2 separate regions of the Homo sapiens genome follow, and region 2 is linked to region 1. Evidence: chromatin contacts called from ENCODE Hi-C or POLR2A ChIA-PET data. All regions are on one chromosome and are shown on one strand. The core of a region is the stretch at or near the end of the contact, and the rest is flanking DNA. Distances in the headings are between cores, read along the strand shown. Region 1 holds the start of SLC38A10 (solute carrier family 38 member 10). Region 2 holds the start of MCRIP1 (MAPK regulated corepressor interacting protein 1).

Region 1 (2,700 bases), core at 81-2,580:
TGTGGTAACGTCTGCACACATTAGATCAAATGTGCAGTTTTTTGTTTTTGTTTTTGAGACGGAGTCTCCCTCTGTCGCCCAGGCTGGAGTGCAATGGCGTGATCTCGGCTCACTGCAACCTTCGGCTCATTGAAACCTTCGCCTCCCAGGTTCAAGCTATTCTCCTGTCTCAGCCTCCCAAGTATCTGGGATTACAGGCATGTGCCACCACCCCCGGCTAATTTTTGTATTTTCAGTAGAGATGGGGTTTCAGCATGTTGGTCAGGCAGTTCTCGAACTCCTGACCTCAGGTGATCCACTCGCCTCGGCCTCCCAAAGTGCTGGGATTACAGGTGTGAGCCACCACCCCCTGCCAAATGTGCGGTTTTTGTGAAACGCAGATCTTAGGTGTATAACCTGGTGGATGTTTTTAATCACCTTGCAACCAAGGTCCCTATCTAGTGTCGAAGCCTGGGAGTGGTGAGTTGTGTGCTTCTGAAGACAGGTGCAGTTGGGTCAGAGTTTTTAAAAACACGATAAAATGTAAAAATACGGAGTCCCACCGTTCCCTTCCGATTCTGGAGGATCATTTTGCTTTGTTACACTTTGCTTCGGTATCGAGTTTTTGAGTGTGGGGAACTTTCCGGCCCGGGCTGACAAGGGCTGCCAGGGCCAACGCCGTGCGCTTCTCATCCACGGATTCTCTACGGGAACTGCGCCGGGACCCAGAGGGTCGCCCCGCCCGCGGCCGCCTGCACCCGCCCAGCGAAGCCCTGCCCCGGCGGGAACTTTAACCAGGACGACCCAGCCAGACGCCCCCTCTGCGGGGGAGGCGAGGGCGGTGATCTCCGGGCCCACCGGACTCACCTGTTTGAAGCAGAAGGGCATGGTGAGGACACTGACCCCTACGATGCTGTTCACGATGTTCGTGATCAGCCCCCAGTTGGAGGCGGCGGCCGCGGTCATAGTGAGAGGTCTAGGGGCCCGGGGCGAGAGGCCTCGGGGGTCGCCGGGCTGCGGCCGGCTTTGGAAGCCCAGCCCGAGGCCACGGTCACAGGTCCCAACGTCCGGGACGCCGGTGGGGAGGGGATGGGCAGCCTGAACACGGGAGCCTGAGCAGGCGCGGGCGCGGGCCCCAGAGGCTGCCTGGAGGAGGCAGCCTCGAAGGCCGGCTGCGGGGGCGAGGTCAACCTCCGGACCCCGCCAAGCCCTGCGGCCGCCTCAGGGCCATGCGTCCCTCGCTCGGCCTCGCGGGCCGCCTGTGAATCTCCGAGCCCAGACCCGGAAGAGCCGCAGAGCCAGCTAGGGACACCTCAGCCCAACTCAGCTGCCGCCGCGGCGCTCACACTTCCGCCTTCCACGGGCTCCGTTGCCCGGAAGTGACGGCCAGGGGGTAGGGTTTGGTGGGACGCGAGCCAATGAGAGGCGGGCCCGGAGGGGCGGGCGGAAACTGGGCCGGTGGGCACCTGAGGGTCTCGCAGCTGTCCGGTTCGCCAAGCTGGTCCAGCCGACCTGTGCCCGGGGCCCCAGTTCAACGAGCTGGAGGACAAGGGACTCGCCCCGCGAGGCCTCGGTTTGGATGGGCAGTCGCGGGCTGGAGAGAAGGGGAGGCGCTGTGCCTTCCGGGGAGGAGCGGGTTTAAGGGTTCCTTTTTGACCTTTATTCCCAGGACCGATTCTGGGGCGAGTGCTTGGCGCCAGGGCACGGGGGCGGGGGCCCTGACTGCCTCAGCCGAAAAATAGTCTGTTGTGAGGAATTAGCACCTAGGAGGTAGGAATGAAACGCTGGGCACAGAGAGGCTCGGCCACTCCGCTAAGGCCACACAGCTCCAAGGGGAGGCGGTGCCCTGCCGAACTGCGCCCAGATCAGTGGCAATGTTGAACTTCACCTTTTCACACGAAAAGAGCAAGGGACATTCCTGGAGGGGACAGGAGAGGTGGAGGCTTACATGAACAGGGAAACCCGGGAGGGCTTCCAGAAGGAGGTGGCTTCTAGGCTGGAGCTTGAAGGACAAATGAGAATTCCTCGGGTAGAAATGGAGACCGGGGAGAGGAGAGAACAGAGAAGGGTCCCGATAGATCTGTGGATTCCTGGCACCTAGCTGCTCACTCTGAGTCTAATGAATGAGCGCGTAGACCGAATGGCTGGGAAGCAGCAAGTGATTCCAGGCTGCTGGGGGAGGACGGCGGAGGAAAGGAGGCCGTGTCTGCAGCACCTGCAGGACCAGGTGTCTTAGAACAGAGGCCCGTTCCTCAGGCACTGGCAGTGCAGCCACCAAGTAAGGCTGTGCCCCACCTTCAGGAGAACAGGAGGAAATGCCTGGGTAAAGACTAATTAAATACGCAGGCAAAATAACAAATGCCTGCGTTCTTTTTTTTTTTTTTCTTCAGTCAGAGTCTTGCTCTGTCGCCCAGGCTGTATATGCAGTGGTGTGATCTTGGCTCACTGCAACCTCCACCTCCCAGGTTCAAGCTATTCTCATGCCTCAGCCTCCCAAGTAGCTGGAATTACAGGCTCCCGCCACCACACCCGGCTAATTTTTGTATTTTTAGTAGAGACCAGGTTTCACCATGGTGGCCAGGCTTGCCTCAAACTCCCGACCTCAGGTGATCCGCCCACCTCGGCCTCCCAAAGTGCTGGTATTACAGGCATGAGCCACCGCACCCAGCCCATTTACTTTTATATAAATGAAATGGCATACACATTCCATAACCTCCTTTT
Region 2 (3,019 bases), core at 31-2,530, 540 kb after region 1:
AATTCTTTCCCCCACACAGCCACATGCCTAAGAACAGGCCATGAGGTAACACTCCAGCAACGTGACAATAGTGAGGTTCCAGAGTTAGAATCAGTGACGCCATCGCTAGTCACCATGCTCCTCCGGAGTTTCTGAGATTCAAAGTTTCTAAGACTCCACTTTCTCTTCGTGTTCTGTGTCTTTTTCAGCCAACGAGGCTAGAAAATGATCTATTGCCCAAGCAGGCGCACGAGGATACGGCTGTCACAGCTGCCACACTGGCACCTCGTGGTCCCTTGAAGACCGCCCAGGGAAAGCCTCTAAGCGCTGCACCACCTCCTCACCCTCTCCCCTGGGTGGTGGCAGCAACAGCCTGAGCGTGTGCGCCCTCCTCCCCATCCTGATCCCACTCAAACCACAACCTCCCCTGACTCGCCCCAAATCCAGCCCTGTTGGCTCTTCCTTCACGTCCCACTTCCCACCCTCTCTACACGTTCTCGCCACATCCCACCCAAAGTCCACTCACTGGTCCCTGTTTACACCTCAGGGCCTTTGGTCAAGCTGTCTTCTCTGCCCAAAACTATCCTACTCATCCTTGGGGATCCAGCTGAAAGACCACCTTCCTGCGACGGCTACCCAGGGGCAGGAGGGAGAGAAGCACAGCCCGTGCCCCGTATGGCTCCCGCCCCCGCGGTCACAACCACCGCCCAGTGAGTGCCTAGAAGGCAGGCGGAGGCCCCGTTCTCCCCGTTAGGCCCAGCATCACCGCCCGGGGAGACGGGAAAGAGGGCAAGGCCGAAAAATGGACAGAAAAAGAATGCGGACGGCCGGGCCCGCGGCGCTCCGAGAATCGGAGGCATCCTCAGGCACGGTCCCTCCAGGAGACCGGGAAAGCGGGGCTCTGTCAGCCCCAAAGCCCCGACGGCGGCAGAAGGCTGGCCCGCTGCGAGCGTCCGGCGGCGCTGGGTCCCCGGCACCTGCCCCTGCCTGGGCGGGAAAGGCGCTCAGTCCGAGCCGCGCCCTCCCCACGCGCGCTCCCAGGCGCCCCGCGGGCCGCGCCCTCCTGCAGGTGCCGGGCGGGGAACGCGGGCCCCTCCCTCGGACCCCGGCTGCCCGGCCACTCCCCCGCGCCCGGCCCCGCCCGGCCCTGCAGGGCACCCGCGGCCGCGCGGCGACACCAGGGCGGGGCCCAGCCGCGCCCGCCCCGCCCCGCCCCGTCCCCGCCGCCCGGCGCCGCACCCGCCTCACCTCGCCCCGACCCGCCGCCACCGCCTCTTCCAGCTGGGAGGCCCCGCCGGAAGTGACGCCACCGCGGGCTGCACAGGCGCAGGCGCAGCGCGCTCTCACGTGACCGCCCGGCTGGCGGAGGGCGGGGGCGGCCGGGATTCCCGTGCGGGGTTGGGGCTCGTGGCGGAAGCTCCGGACCTCCCTGGCCCGAACGGTGAGCGCCGCCGGCCACTGGGAGCGGCCAGAGCCCAGTAATCAGGACACCACCACAGGGACCACGTGTGTAGACCCAGGCCCCCTCACCTGGGAGTCACGTTTATTGAAAAAGTAAAAAGTGTCACAGTAAAAAATTCACCTGGGGACAAAGCCAGGCCTAGGAGGGGTGGCGGGGTCGTGGAGGGACGGGTCCGGCCGCCCCTGGCCCACGGGTGGGGCACGTGCTGGCCCATGGGCGACGCGCGGCTTCTCCAGGGAGGCGGCCCTGGGCGCGGGGGCGGGCGGGCAAAGCTGGCTCAGTCCATCGTGGTCCCTTTGAAGAGCTCCACCAGCTCCTTGTAGTCCGGGTCGATGAGGTCGGAGGGCAGGTCGCCATCGTCGTTGGTTGCATCCCTGTCCGCTCCCAGGGAGATAAGGTACCTGGGGTGTAAAGGTCGCTCTGGCTGAAGCGGGGAGGAGCCAGGAGAGTGCTCGCCCCAACCCGGGTCAGAGGGCCAGAGTCCTGGGGTCACCTGTGTGTCCCCCACCTTGGGGTCCTAAGGTCCGGGTAGGGTGAGGAGGAAGAAACCTGACCCTTTGGAAGCTGTGGCCAGCTTTTCAAGTTGGTTCTATTGAGGACAAAGGCAGAAACAGGATTCCAGAAGCCTCTAGGGTTTGCAGGGTTCTTTTTTTGTTTTTTTTGTTTTTTGAGACAGAATTTCGCTCTTATCACCCAGGCTGGAGTGCAATGGCATGATCTCGACTCACGGCAACCTCCACTTCCCGGGTTCAAGTGATTCTCCTGCCTCAGCCTTGAGTAGCTGGGATTACAGGCGCGCGCCACCACGCGTGGCTAATTTTGTATTTTTAGTAGTGAGAGGGTTCTTGTCACGAACTCCTGACCTCAGGTGATCCGCCCACCTCGGCCTCCCAAAGTGCTGGGATTACAGGCGCAGGCGTGAGCCACCGCCCCCAGCCTCTAGGGTTCTTGCCGACACCACCCGGGCTACATTTTGGGGCTCCCATCCTGGGGACCCACTGAGGCCCGGAGGGGTCGGGTTCAAGCCTGTGTAGACCCAGGGCCCCCTCACCTGGCTATGTCAGGGTACCCATCGCTGCAGGCAATGTGCAGGGGTGTCCAGCCCGCCTCATCTCGCTGGTGAATGTCAGCCCCGTATTTGACCAGCAGCTTCACGCATTCCAGGTTTCCAGAGAGCACGGCTTCATGCAAGGCGGCCAGGCCTGGGCAGGGAGGACGGGAGGGGTCAAGACTGAGCCCCAGGTCAGGTCCTCCTTGCTGGCCTCTCCCACCACCCCACAGGCCCTGGCCAGCTCTTCCAGGCTTTGCTCACCTGAGGGGTGGATGGTGGCCAGGGAGACTTTCCGAGTCCGGATGAAGCGCCCCACCTGCTCCAGGTCACCCTGCCGGATGTGGTCCAAGAACAGGACATCATTAGGGAAACGCACGCTGCGATCAGCCAGCATCCGCCGCCGCCGCTGCCGTGGGCTGTAGCGGGCATAGCGGGCAGTTCTGCTAGGCATCTTGGGCGCTGTGGGGCAGGTTGCCCCTGGGGACCCTACTGCACTGGGGTTAATAATGTATCCGGTCCCGACCAGA

The links. Hi-C counts contacts between places; a loop is a spot of excess contacts on that map. ChIA-PET counts read pairs that join two places held with the same protein, here RNA polymerase II (POLR2A). Pooled maps may share reads with other maps.
Region 2: a map with no recorded cell type shows a loop between it and region 1 (11-fold over the local background). The contact joins the promoter of MCRIP1 here to the promoter of SLC38A10 in region 1. A Hi-C loop is called at or near these places in 1 of 37 single-sample maps with no recorded cell type and 5 of 50 pooled maps. POLR2A ChIA-PET finds 5 or more read pairs at or near these places in 2 of 52 experiments (A673 and Panc1).

Annotation. Positions count from the first base shown.
Region 1 is chr17:81,293,977-81,296,676 of GRCh38, forward strand. SLC38A10 (solute carrier family 38 member 10) reads right to left here and starts at 1,331. Exons shown (of 16, transcript NM_001037984.3): 1 at 847-1,331. The coding sequence starts at 945. RefSeq lists silencers at 807-876, 977-1,246 and an enhancer at 1,907-1,996.
Region 2 is chr17:81,832,011-81,835,029 of GRCh38, forward strand. It overlaps MCRIP1 (MAPK regulated corepressor interacting protein 1), which reads right to left and starts at 1,281. Exons shown (of 5, transcript NM_207368.5): 1 at 1,228-1,281. It overlaps PPP1R27 (protein phosphatase 1 regulatory subunit 27), which reads right to left. Exons shown (of 3, transcript NM_001007533.4): 1 at 2,754-3,019; 2 at 2,493-2,643; 3 at 1,482-1,842. The coding sequence starts at 2,943. The coding sequence ends at 1,719. RefSeq lists enhancers at 1-258, 1,285-1,798, 2,312-2,824, 2,825-3,019 and silencers at 900-1,459, 1,570-1,689.